Linked DNA regions of Homo sapiens: region 1 is linked to region 2. The links are chromatin loops, found by intact Hi-C in ENCODE. Cell type or tissue: PC-9. All regions are shown on one strand. Links, peaks and the distances in the headings refer to the core of each region. The heading gives the core; the rest is flanking DNA.

Region 1 (2,907 bases), core at 240-2,739, 150 kb after region 2:
GCCAGCGCTTTCAGCAGTCAGTCCTCTGTAATGCCTCACGGTGACGATGCACGCCATCGAGGAAGTGGGTTTCCTGTGTATTTCCTTCTCTGGTGTGCTTGATCCCAGGTGCTGATAGCTGCTGTGTGTGCGCCAGTAGCGTCAAGGAAGAGAAGGTGACTCTTTCACCTCCTGACAGTATAGTCCAGATAGCACATTGACTTTTTATTTTTACTCATTTTTTATTTTAAATGTTTATTTTTTAGAGACAGAACCTCGCTCTGTTGCCAGGGCTGGAGTGCAGTGGCACAATCATGGCTCACTGCAGCCTTGACCTCAATCCGGGGCTCAAGCGATCCTCCCACAGCCTCCCGAGTAACTGGGACTGCAGGCGAATACCACCATGCCTGGCTAATTTTTTTTTGTTTGATTTTTGTTTTTTTACTGTTTTTGGAGAGACAGGGTCTCACTATGTTGCCCAGGCTGGTCCTGAACTCCTGGCGTTAAGAGATCTGCCTTGGCCTCCCAAAGTGCTGGGATTACAGATGTGAGCCACTGTGCCTTGCCAGCCCTGGAACTTTGAAAACTATGCACTGGCCAAAAAAAAAAAAAAAAAAAAAAAAAGCCGGGCGCAGTGGCTCACGCCTGTAATCCCAGCACTCTGGGAGGCCAAGGCGGGCGGATCACGAGGTCAGGAGTTTGAGACCAGCCTGGCCAATATGGTGACACCCTGTTTCTCCCAAAAATACAAAAATTAGCCAGGCATGGTGGCTCGCACCTGTAGTCCCAGCTACTTGGGAGGCTGAGGCAGAAGAATTGCTTGAACCCAGGATGTGGCGGTTGCAGTGAGCCGAGATGGTGCCACTGCACTCCAGCCTGGGTGACAGAGGGAGACTCCGTGTCAAAAAAAAAAGAAAAAAACATGCGCTGCCTGGGTGTGGTGGCTTACGCCTATAATCCCAGCACTTTGGGAGGCCAAGGTGTGTGAATCATTTGAGGTCAGGAGTTCGAGACCAGCCTGACCAATATGGTGAAATCCTGTCTCTACTAAAAATACAAAATTAGCCAGGCGTGGTGGTGCACGCCTGTAATCCCAGCCACTTGGGAGGCTGAGGTGGGAGAATCGCTTGAACCCAGGAGGCAGAGTTTGCAGTGAGCCGAGATCGCACCACTGCACTCCAGCCTGGGCAACAAGTGTGAAGCTCCGTCTCAAAAAAAAAAAAGAAAGAAAGAAAACTGTGCAGCTCAGTTCCTCCCTGGTCTCTGTTTCCATTTACTCCACGTCGAATCTTTTTGCCACCTGCAGGGTCTGCCTTCAGAGAATGTGTTATAAATGAATGCAAGTGCCTGCGGTGAGGAGGAGGCCAGTGCGATTCTTCCAGACTCGAGTTAGAAAGGAAAAGTAAATATTTATTGAGGTCTTAATGTGGTCTAGCTGGATTTGTGACATTTCTTATCTTTAATCCTTGGCTCCACCTGCTGAAGTAGTGGATATTACCTCTATTTTCCCAATCAGTAAACCATGGCTCACTTTTCTAACTTTCGTTTCACATTGATGAGCTGTAATTCTTCTGTGAAGAACTTTCCATCTTCCAGGACTAGTTTGTTACCTTGAAGTATGGTACGAGAAAGGCAGTTTAATGCTTAACTGTTCCTTTTGATGACTAATTTTCAGGATAGAGAGTTGGAGCTTACTCCAAATGTTGACCAGAGTTGAGGGTTTGTTTGGGGGTAGGGAAGGGGTTCTCTTTTTTTCTCCAGCATCATTGTGAACTTTTATGTGTTTGTCAGTTGCATGAATTATTCGTTTTCCTAGTCAAATTGTCCTGTCTTGGCCAGGCGCAGTGGCTCCAGCCTGTAATCCCAGCACTTTGGGAGGCCGAGGTGGGCAGATCACTTGAGGTCAGGAGTTCAAGACCAGCCTGGCCAACGTGGTGAAACCCCATCTCTACAGAAAATACAAAAATTTGCCAGGCATGGTGGTGCACGCCTGTAATCCCAGCTACTCAGGAGGCTGAGGCAGGAGAATTGCTTGAACCTGGAAGGCGGAGGTTGCGGTGAGCTGAGATCGTACCACTGCACTCCAGCCTGGGCGACAGAGCGAGACTCCATCTTAAAAAAAAAGAAGAAAAAAAAATTGTCCTGTCTTAGCCATTGGAGCCCTTCTGATTGGCTCCTTGCCCTTCTAGCACTGTGGGTCAGCGTTTCTCCCAGCGGGATGCCCGCCTTCACCTTGTGTACTTCCCATCCCAGAGCTGCAGTCAGCCCCTCCTTCAGGACTCCAGGTGCCGTTAGTGGGGAGCGGTATTTAGAGACACAATCCAGGTGCCATGGGTGCTTTTTGCTGCTGGGTGGTCATTGTTGTTAGGCCTTTACTGTGAAAAATTAGGAAGTACACACTTGGGGCAGCAGCAAAGAGTTCCTAGCAATTAGCGTCACTTTCAGTTGAACAGTCCAGATCTTTGCTGTTTTGAATTTCATATTTAGATCTCGTCGCTGGTATGCTTGGTTCCGCTCCTCGTTTCTTAGTTGCTTATTCTACCCGTTATTCACTGATGTTATTCTACTGTACACTCACTCATATAATTGCTTCAGAATGAGCATTCTCACAGCACAATTGCAACTGGAGTGCTGAGAAAAGGTTAGTATTTCTTTGCAGGCTGGGTGTGGTGGCTCACACCTGGAATCCCAGCACTTTAGGAGACCGAGGTAGGTGGATCCCTTGAGGCCAGGAGTTCGAAACCAGCCTGGCCAACGTGGGGAAACCCCATCTCTAGAAAAAATATAAAAATTATCTGGTGTGGTGGCGTACGCCTATAATCCTAGCTACTAGGTAGGTGGAGGTTGCAGTGAGCTGAGATCACGACACTGCACTCCAACCTGGGTGACAAAGTGAGACTGTCTCATAAAAATAAAAAAAAAGAAGAA
Region 2 (2,907 bases), core at 280-2,779:
AAAAATTAGCCAGGCGTGGTGGTGCATGCCTGTAATCCCAGCTACTTGGGAGGCAGAAGCAGGAGAATTGCTCGAACCCAGGAGGCGGAAGTTGCAGTGAGCTGAGATCACACCACTGCACTCCAGCCTGGGGGACAGAGCAAGACTGTCTCAAAAAAAAAAAAAAATAGTGGCTGGGAATGTTGGCTGACGCCTGTAATCCCAGCATTTTGGGAGGCTGAGGCAGGTGGATTGCTTGAGCCCAGGAGTTCGAGACCAGCCTGGACAATATAGTGAGATCCCATATCTACAAAAAATAAAAATTCACCAGACTTGGTGGTGCATGCCTGTAGTCCCAGCTACTGGGCAGGCTGAGGTGGGAGGATCACTTGAGCCCAAGAGGTTGAGGCTGCAGTGAGCTATGACTGCACCACTGCACTCCAGCCTGGGTGACAGAGCAAGACCCTGTTTTAAAAAAAAAAAAAAAAATCGTGATTATCCTTATGCATTGAGTAACCACGAGCCCAGGGCTAGGGGATTTCTGTGTAGTCAACCTTAGAACCAACACAGGGGTTAGGAGTGCCAAGCTCACCCCTACAGTCAAAAATCTGCATGTAACTTTTGACTGCATGTAACACCTACTATTGACCAAAAGCCTTATTGATGACATAAATGGTCGATGAACACTGATTTTCTACATTCTATGTATTATATACTGTATTCTTGCAATAAGTAAGCTAGAGAAAAGCAAATGTCACTAAAAAAATTCTGGTGTTTTGTTTTTGTTTTGTTTTTTGTTTGTTTGTTTCATTATTTGAGATGGAGTCTCACTCTGTTGCCCAGGCTGGAGTGCAGTGGCATGACCTCAACTCACTGCAACCTCTGCCTCCTGGGTTCAAGCGATTCTCCTGCCTCAGCCTCTGAGTAGCTGGGATTACAGGCGCCCACCACCACGCCTGGCTAATTTTTGTATTTTTAGTAGAGGCAGGGTTTTGCCATGTTGGCTAGGCTGGTCTTGAACTCCTGGCCTCAGGTGATCCACCCGTCTTGGCCTCTAAAGTGCTGGGATTACAGGAGTGAGCCACTGTGCCCGTCCAAACTTCAAAGGAAGAGAAAACATATTTACTATGGATGAAGTGGAAGTGGATCATCACAAAAGTGTTCATCCTTGTCGTCTTCACCTTGAGCAGGCTAAGGAGAAGGAGAAGGAGGAAGAACAGAAGGAGGGCTTGGTCTTGCTGTCTCAGGGGTGGCAGGGGTGGAAAAAAATCCACGCCTGAGTACATCCGTACAGTTCAAACTCGTGTTGTTCAAGGGTCAACTGCACTTCCTTCGTCATCCCTGCGTGGCTAACATTATAATACCCACTTTGCAGAAGAGGAATCTAAGCTGGAAGATGTTAACAAACCCAATTAAACTGACTAAGGAGTCCTGGCTGAGCATGAGTGGGGAAGCAGCGCCCCCTCGAGGCCATCACGCGAATGACCAGAAGCAGCTTGAACCCAGGGCAGAGTCAGAGGAGAGGCTGCGGAGAGGCGCTGGACAGGGAGCAACATTGGGGGAGAGCGGTAAAAAGAGAAAAAAGCAACAAAGATAAAGAATATTTTTTCCAATTTTTTTATTGTGTCCAAATAATACATAATATTTAAATACTTTTTTTTTTTTTTTTGAGACGGAGTTTGGCTCTTGTTGCCCAGGCTGGAGTGCAATGGCGCAATCTGGGCTCACTGCAAACTCCGCCTCCCGGGTTCAAGCGATGCTCCTGCGTCAGCTTCCCGAGTAGCTGGTATTATGGGCACCCGCCACCACACCTGGCTAATTTTGTTTTTTTTTGTTGTTGTTTGTTTGTTTTTTGTTTTTTTTTATAGTAGAGACGGGGTTTCACCATGTTGCTCAGGCTGGTCTCGAACTCCTGACTTGAAGTGATCCACCCGCCTCAGCCTCCCAAAGTGCTGGGATTACAGGCATGATCCACCACACTCGGCCTTAAATACATTTTTTTAAATTATTACTATTTTTAGAGACAGGGTCTCACTCTGTCACCCAGGCTGGAGTGCAGTAGCATAGCCTTGTTCACTGCAACCTTGAACTCTTGGGCTCAAGCAACCTTCCCACCTCAGCCTCCAGAGTAGTTAGGACTGCAGGTGCACGCCACCTGCCTGGCTAATTTTTTTATTTTTTTTATTTTTATTTTTTTTTTTCGTAGAGATGGGGATCTCGATATGTTGTCCAGGCTGGTCTTGAACTCCTGGCCTTAAGCGATCTTCCTACCCCGGCCTCCCAAAGTGCTGGGACTACAGGCGTGAGCCACTGCACCTAGTGATTATTTTAAAAAATTAAAATTACTGGGCCGGGCACGGTGGCTCACGCCTGTAATCCCAGCACTTTGGGAGGCCAAGGCGGGGAGATCATGAGGCCAGCAGATTGAGACCATCCTGGCTAACAAGGCGAAACCCCATCTGTACTAAAAATACAAAAAAAAAAAAAAATTAGCCAGGTGTGGTGGCAGGCACCTGTAGTTCCAGCTACTCAGGAGGCTGAGGCAGGAGAATGACGTGAACCTGGAAGGCAGAGCTTGCAGTGAGCCAAGATCATGTCACTGGACTCCAGCCTGGGCGACAGAGCGAGACTGCGTCTCAAAGAAAAAAAAATTAAAATTAATGCAGAAACTACACAATGAATAAAATATCAAGATTTATTTATTTATTTTAATTTTTTTGACACAGGCTCTCCTTCTGTCACCCATGCTTGACTGCAGCAGCGTGAACACAGCTCACTGCTTCCTGGGGTCAAGTGATCCTCCTGCCTCAGCCTCCATACTAGCTGGCACTACAGGTGCACACCACCACACCTGACTAATTTTTAAATTTTTTGAGGAGGTGGGATCTCACTATGTTGTCCACGCTGGTCTGGAACTCCTGGCCTGAA

Evidence for each region. Hi-C counts contacts between places; a loop is a spot of excess contacts. Peaks named below come from ENCODE experiments on the same cell type or tissue, not always from the same donor. Only the 100,000 strongest peaks of a DNase experiment are listed, where the experiment ranks them.
Region 1: it touches region 2 in a loop (8-fold over the local background); 2 of 110 quality-filtered maps call a loop at or near these places.

The regions. Positions count from the first base shown.
Region 1 is chr19:16,563,511-16,566,417 of GRCh38, reverse strand. All of the region lies in intron 4 of SLC35E1 (solute carrier family 35 member E1), which reads left to right. Among named protein-coding and RNA genes, the nearest start is that of SLC35E1, 7.5 kb to the left of the region's middle. In PC-9, for the core only: a CTCF peak has its summit at 1,346; a DNase peak (open chromatin) is centred at 1,377; H3K27ac peaks cover 662 bases.
Region 2 is chr19:16,713,437-16,716,343 of GRCh38, reverse strand. No RefSeq gene overlaps it. Among named protein-coding and RNA genes, the nearest start is that of NWD1, 5.0 kb to the left of the region's middle. In PC-9, for the core only: CTCF peaks have their summits at 1,234 and 1,442 (motif pointing left); no DNase peak of the experiment used is centred there.